Regions from separate parts of the Homo sapiens genome. Here region 1 is linked to region 2. A link is an interaction called in ENCODE POLR2A ChIA-PET data of the cell type or tissue named here. Cell type or tissue: PC-9. All regions are shown on one strand. Each heading gives the region's core, and the rest is flanking DNA. Links, peaks and the distances in the headings are about the cores only.

Region 1 (2,911 bases), core at 101-2,600, 53 kb before region 2:
CTGGTTGGCTTGCTCCTTTTCGGTGAGACCCCATTCCCCCTAAGGGCTTCCACTGTGCTCTTGAACATGTGCTCTCTGGGATCTCCCACAGGTTTAACCAGTGTCTGATGTAGTCGGTTCTCAGGAGAAGTTTGATAAATGCATGAACCTGCTTTGCCCTGACAAGTAGGACCTTCCAGCCTCACCCCAGATCCACTGGTCCTCAGCCTGATCATGGACATTGGATGGCGTCCCCATCTGCCTCCTGCCAGTGGAGCGGAGACACTCCTCTTGGACCCTGCTTCCTGCGCTGGCTGGAGAAGGAGGACCAACAGCCCTGGCACCAAGGGCACCTTTTCTGAGACTGGCTTTCCTGACACAAGGGGCACCGCTCTGCTTTTGTGTCTGCACCCTTCGGAGATGGCCTCTGACCATCCCTGGGCTTCTGGGGTGGTGCCTGGCCAGGCTTAGCACAGTGTCCCGTGTAAAGCCCAGACCCGCAGCAGTCCCCTTCCTGGCAAGAGTGAGGTCTGCTCTTTTGACCTTGACTGCACCTCCCTAAACATATCCTAGAGTCCCTCTCAGGGAGCACTTGGGGCTCCGTCTTCACTTATTCATGTCTTTTTAGGCGCCGCAGCACGCACCCCACAACACGGTCAGCACAACCTTGTCCCTTGGCCCTGTGGGACTCGTGGCCTGGACCCATTGTCTGCTCACTTTCTTGGAATGTGGCCTCAGGCCCTGGCTTCCTGGGCCCTTTTCTAAAGAGGACCCTTCCTTCGTCCCTCTAAGATCCTCCCCTCACACTCCATGGCTTTGGGCTGTCTTATCAGCTGGGGCTGCCATAACAAAGAACCACAGACCAAGGGTTAAACAACAGGCATTCATTTTCTCACGGTTCTGGAGGCTGGAAGTGCATGACCAAGGTGCTAGCAAATGTGGTTTCTGGTGAGTATTCTCTTCTGGGTGTGTAGACAGCTGCCTTCTCTCTGTGTCCTCACATAGCCTTTCTGCTCTGTGTGTGTGTGTGTGTGTGTGTGTGGAGCAGGGTGGACTTGTGGTTCCTTCCTCTTCCTCTAGGGACACCAGTTCCAAGGACCCCACCTTTAGGACCTCATTTGACCTTAATTACTTCCCTAATTACTCCATCTCTAAGACACCTTCACACTGGGGTTTAGGGCTTTAACACGTGAATCTTGGGAGGACACAATTCAGTCCATAGCAGGGATGGGGTGCTCAGGGATTGTGGAGGGGGCCTCCCAGGGGGGTGTGCTGGGCGGGGACTCAGCTCTGCCACTTCTTGGCTGTGTGACCTCAGCCAAGCCCATGGACCTGCCTGACCTGCTGAACGGCGTGCTCCAGCCTCCTGGGGCTGGGGTAGTGAGAGATACAGACAGGCTTTACAGCGAGCAGCAAAGTGCCTTTCCCACGTGAAGAATGGGAGCATAGGCCACTTCATTTGTGAAAGTGAACCTTGATGACAACACGGTGGAAATGAGGTGAAATCACCAGAAAAACAGATTTGTTGCTGCAATAACATTTCTTTCAAGAAAACTTTGTCCCTAGAGGTAGAGCCTGGTTGTTGACATTCAAATACCTTCACATTTCTGAACATGGTTCTTTTTCTCCTATGTGACTAGAAGCTTAATAACATTACTGTCTAATGAATACCAGATGCGAGACCTGGAATGCCAGGGCTGCGGGCTGGTCCTAGACGCTCCTTGGTGTGTTTGTCTCACATGGTACCTGACCTGACATTTCTGCAAGCTAAACAGGAGATAAAAACCTCAGGCTTTAACTATTTCTTTCAAAGCTCATAGGCTTCATGAATAGGTGTCACCGCTGTTGCTAGTCCTTACAATCATTTACCAAGTCTTCTAGCAGAAATTGTAGGCCTCCGAGAAGCTAACCCACATGGAGGGGCTACGCCATATCTGTAGGCTGGTTTGTTTTACATTTTCCTTTCTAGAATAATCTCAAAAGATGCAAAAACCTCCCTTTCTTATCAAGTCCTGTTAGAAGAATGTCAGGTCTGCAATGCATGATTCTGTCATGTTGTAATAGTTTTATGTATAGTGTGTGATATAACATCCAATCATCCAGAATGGTGTGAGACCATTGAACAGGTAGGACCTTCCAGCTCATCTGGAAGACCCAGTCAAAAGATTGTGAAGTATGGCTAAGGTCAAGCATAAAATGATCTGGCTAATAGAAATTACAGAAATGAATGGAATTTCAAAACTGTGGTGGCTGCCTGAAATTTTACAGAGGATTCCAGGCTGGATCCTGGGCTGGGCTCAATTTTAAGGGAGCAGATCCCGTGGAGGGGAGCCTCAGTTTCCTTGTCCGTCAATAGGGTAGACTGTATCAGCTCAATGGAGCTACAAGATTTTTGAGATACGTAATCTTTTCTTTGGGTGCAATTAGACGCAGACAAAAGTTGAAGAACCCTGAGGCACTGCTCTAGCCACGGTGTAAAAGCATTGAGCCAGCTCATATGGAAGACCCAGTCAAGTCACCAGTATCTGCATTTGTGCTTGTTAACGTTCGTGGCTCAGGAGGCCTACCTTCTGATTAAGTGTTCTCATGTAAAATCATCCAAATACTCCCTATTAATTTTATTTTGATATATGGATGAATAATAAAAGATTATATCTCCATGTCATTTAGTTGAATTTGTTGATTCATTGAAATAATAATGCAGGCAATGGTTAATGAGTCAATAACGCTGTGACAAGTGGCATCTCCAAGGATGTTGGCAATCTGCCTTCTGCTCCCCATGCTCTTCCTCAACATGGCTTTGTCACCCCTCCAATAAGTAGAGTCCTTGTCCCTTCAGCCACCGTCGGTGGGAGTCCTTGTCAGTTCTTTTTCATATCTTTTCAGGCACTGCAGCATGCACCCATGGTGACACCAATATGTTCCAACCCAG
Region 2 (2,911 bases), core at 173-2,672:
TCACACCCCAGCTTTGCACAGACACACTGCACGGCACACACCCAGCAGCATTAGTGGGATAAACATCTGTTTCCATAAGAGTCTGTCTTCAGTTTCACTTACAGAGCTTTTCTAACCTAATTACGTGTGTCAACTCTGTGGCTGTAATCACTGTTCTTAGGTTAACCTCTGTAAACCGTCGGAGTTAGATGGCTTTATGGGCTGTCTCAGGGAGTCTCTGGGTTACAGCAGACATGACTGATGACTGTGTGCTGTAACTGAACTATGCAGTCTGCTGGCCTTTAATATGCACATTAATGGTGACTGAGTCTTGGCACCACCTTGCTGTGTTGGCTCTTGAGTTGCCTTTTATATTAAATGACGCATGATAGCAGACCTGCCTAGCAAATTACAGAATGACCTGAGCTGCTTCCAAGTTAAGAGCGCTTGGTGAGTTTGCTTGAGAGGGAGTCCAGCAGTCAGCTCTGAAGTCATTCTTATCTCCCATTGCCCACCCCTCTCTGCCCCCCACCCCCGAGCCCTAGGTTAAGTGAAGGGATTAAAAATTGACCCAGTTTGATCAGCCATCAGGATAAAGCCATGCCCATTGTCTCCTTGAAATTCTTGGGGGGTGAATGGGCATTTTTTTCCTTTTTTCTCCACTCTTTCCAGCTGTTTTTGATCTGGCATAAGCATGAGGGTGAAACACGAGTGAGAAGGAACGGGCTTCAGGTTGATTTGGATGTTTATGTTATTTGATGTGTTATGTTAAAGATCATTTCCTAGCCTGACTAGGTTATTATTGAGTTTCTTTTATGTATATTAAGCCATTTCTCTTCCTGATGGTTAGTCCTGAATTTCCCATTTGCTCAATTTTTCTTTTTGCTCTGGAGAATTCTAGTAGAGCACACATTGTAATCCTATGACCGTAATTTCATCAAAAGTGGTAATTTTTTAAATGTTGAGGAAGCAGTGACCCTAATGTTTCAAGTCAAGCTACAAAGCTACCTTATTTTTGTTCTTACTGTCACTAAAGATACATCTAAAATTATAAAATAATTTCATGACAGTAGGTAAAGTAGAATCAGTTATTTTGGGAGACATTATCAATATTCAGCTGCAATAAAAAATTAATGGGTAAAAGCAATTCTGATGTATAATAAAGATTAACTTCATTTTATGAGGCAGGCCATTCTCTGGTTGAGAAGAATTGAAGAAAAATAAACCACCTTTCCCTCTTCTGGGAGATCAGAATCTAGCAGTGTTTGATGTAGGGTACAGTGTGTATTTTTTAGAACTCTCAGTTGAGTGCATTAGAGTTTGCTGCACTATTTTGCAGTCACCTTTTCTCTTATTTAAAGAAAAAAAAAGCAAACTAAAATATACTCAAACTCCCCTTTTGCCTTTTACAGAGCCAAAGTGTCTGGTTCTCCAGCCAAAAATGTTTTTAACCCTTTGGCATTTATGAGACAAGAGTAAATAAGGTATGTCAGAGCTCTGAGAGGGGGGTGGGTGCTACACAGGGGAGGGTGCCCTAGACTCTGGAATGCTGGAGATGACTCACACTTGCTTGCAAGAACTGTGGTTAAATCTGCAGGTATTGGGGGAGCTAGTTGACTTCACACTGGTAGTTTGACATTGGCCACAGTGGGAGTACTGACACCATGAAAATCGGCAAGTGCTATAAGTCAGGGCTCTTCCACCCCACTCACCCATGAGGTTAAGTGTCCAGCACATGGCTGCCTAGGCTAGAATGGAATACAGTGAGGAGGCAGTTACTCAGCCCTTCTCCATCACTAGGGACTCAGAGGGTAAAATGGGTCACTTCGGAGGAAATGCTTTGGAAAACAATAAGGCTTTGGAATGTAGGCCAGGGACTGCAGGGGGCTTGGTTGCTTTCTCATTAGCCTTTGCCTCTGGGATTCTCTCACTCACACTCTGGTTTTGTTGAGTTCTGGGACCAGGGACGTTTCTCTGCTCTGGGTCCTTTTTGTGTGCTCAGAATTACTCAGCATTTGGAACTGAGACAGAGACAAGAGCTCCTGGGACAACAGAAAGTCCTCAGGAGGTGTGAGTGGGGAAGCTGGTTCACACCCAGTCCCCACGCACACCCATGTGGGCCTCACAGTGAAGGTCCAGGTAGAAAAGCTTGAGGAAAGAGAACAGGGCAAGAGCTTGTTTAGAAGCAATCCTGTTAGTCCTAGCCACTGGTCTGAACATATAAAAGAAAATCAAGCCAAACAGATGTTTTCCTCAGAGGCAGCCAGTAAGGGAAGGAATTATCTCCTTGAGTTGACATCCAATGTTGGGCTCCGGGAATGAAATTTCACAATGCATTGGACGTGGATGGCATGGTCTTTCTTCCTGTGGATTTAAGAATTAGTTTCAATTTAAAATGGGATGCTTTGAAATCTCAGGTCAGACTTTCTCCTAAACTTTTAAACCAATTCACAGTTCTGGCCATATTTCAGCCAGCAATGAGGAGTCAGAAGGCTGGCTCTCAATTTTTTTTAAAAAAGATTTTGCTTCAGCCAGCCAGCCATTGATCTGAAGGGTTCTAAGCGATTCTATTTCATTTCATTTAAACATTGGCTCCTTTATTTCCTCCCTCTTCTCACCAGCTAAAATTACAGGAGACCACCATTTTCGGGTGGAAAGAACATTTTGTGAAGTTCATTTGCTAAGCTTCTGCTATGAACCCACTTGGCCAAAGAGGGAAATCCTCCAGGAATTCAGTTTCACCAACCCTTCCCTCCACCCCGGGCTGCCGCTCTTCCTGCTGCTTTCATTTTAAGGGGACTGGGCATTTTTGCAATTTTGTCTTGACCATCATCATCTTTTTATTACTCATGGGGAACTTTCAAAACACCAGCTCCTTTTTTAAAAGTAGTTTTGTGTTCTTAGTGGTTTCACAATCTGAACTGAGCTGATG

Evidence for each region. ChIA-PET counts read pairs that join two places held together with the same protein. Peaks named below come from ENCODE experiments on the same cell type or tissue, not always from the same donor. Only the 100,000 strongest peaks of a DNase experiment are listed, where the experiment ranks them.
Region 1: POLR2A ChIA-PET joins it to region 2 with 12 read pairs; 2 of 35 experiments call an interaction of 5 or more read pairs at or near these places.

Annotation. Positions count from the first base shown.
Region 1 is chr2:236,606,718-236,609,628 of GRCh38, forward strand. LOC105373947 (a long non-coding RNA gene) reads left to right here. Exons shown (of 4, transcript XR_924021.2): 2 at 1-22; 3 at 608-927; 4 at 2,407-2,640. Among named protein-coding and RNA genes, the nearest start is that of ACKR3, 38 kb to the left of the region's middle. In PC-9, for the core only: a CTCF peak has its summit at 1,209; DNase peaks (open chromatin) are centred at 874, 1,334 and 2,152; H3K27me3 peaks cover 566 bases.
Region 2 is chr2:236,659,668-236,662,578 of GRCh38, forward strand. No RefSeq gene overlaps it. Among named protein-coding and RNA genes, the nearest start is that of ACKR3, 91 kb to the left of the region's middle. RefSeq lists an enhancer at 1,495-2,171. In PC-9, for the core only: no CTCF peak of the experiment used is centred there; a DNase peak (open chromatin) is centred at 1,544; H3K27ac peaks cover 1,773 bases.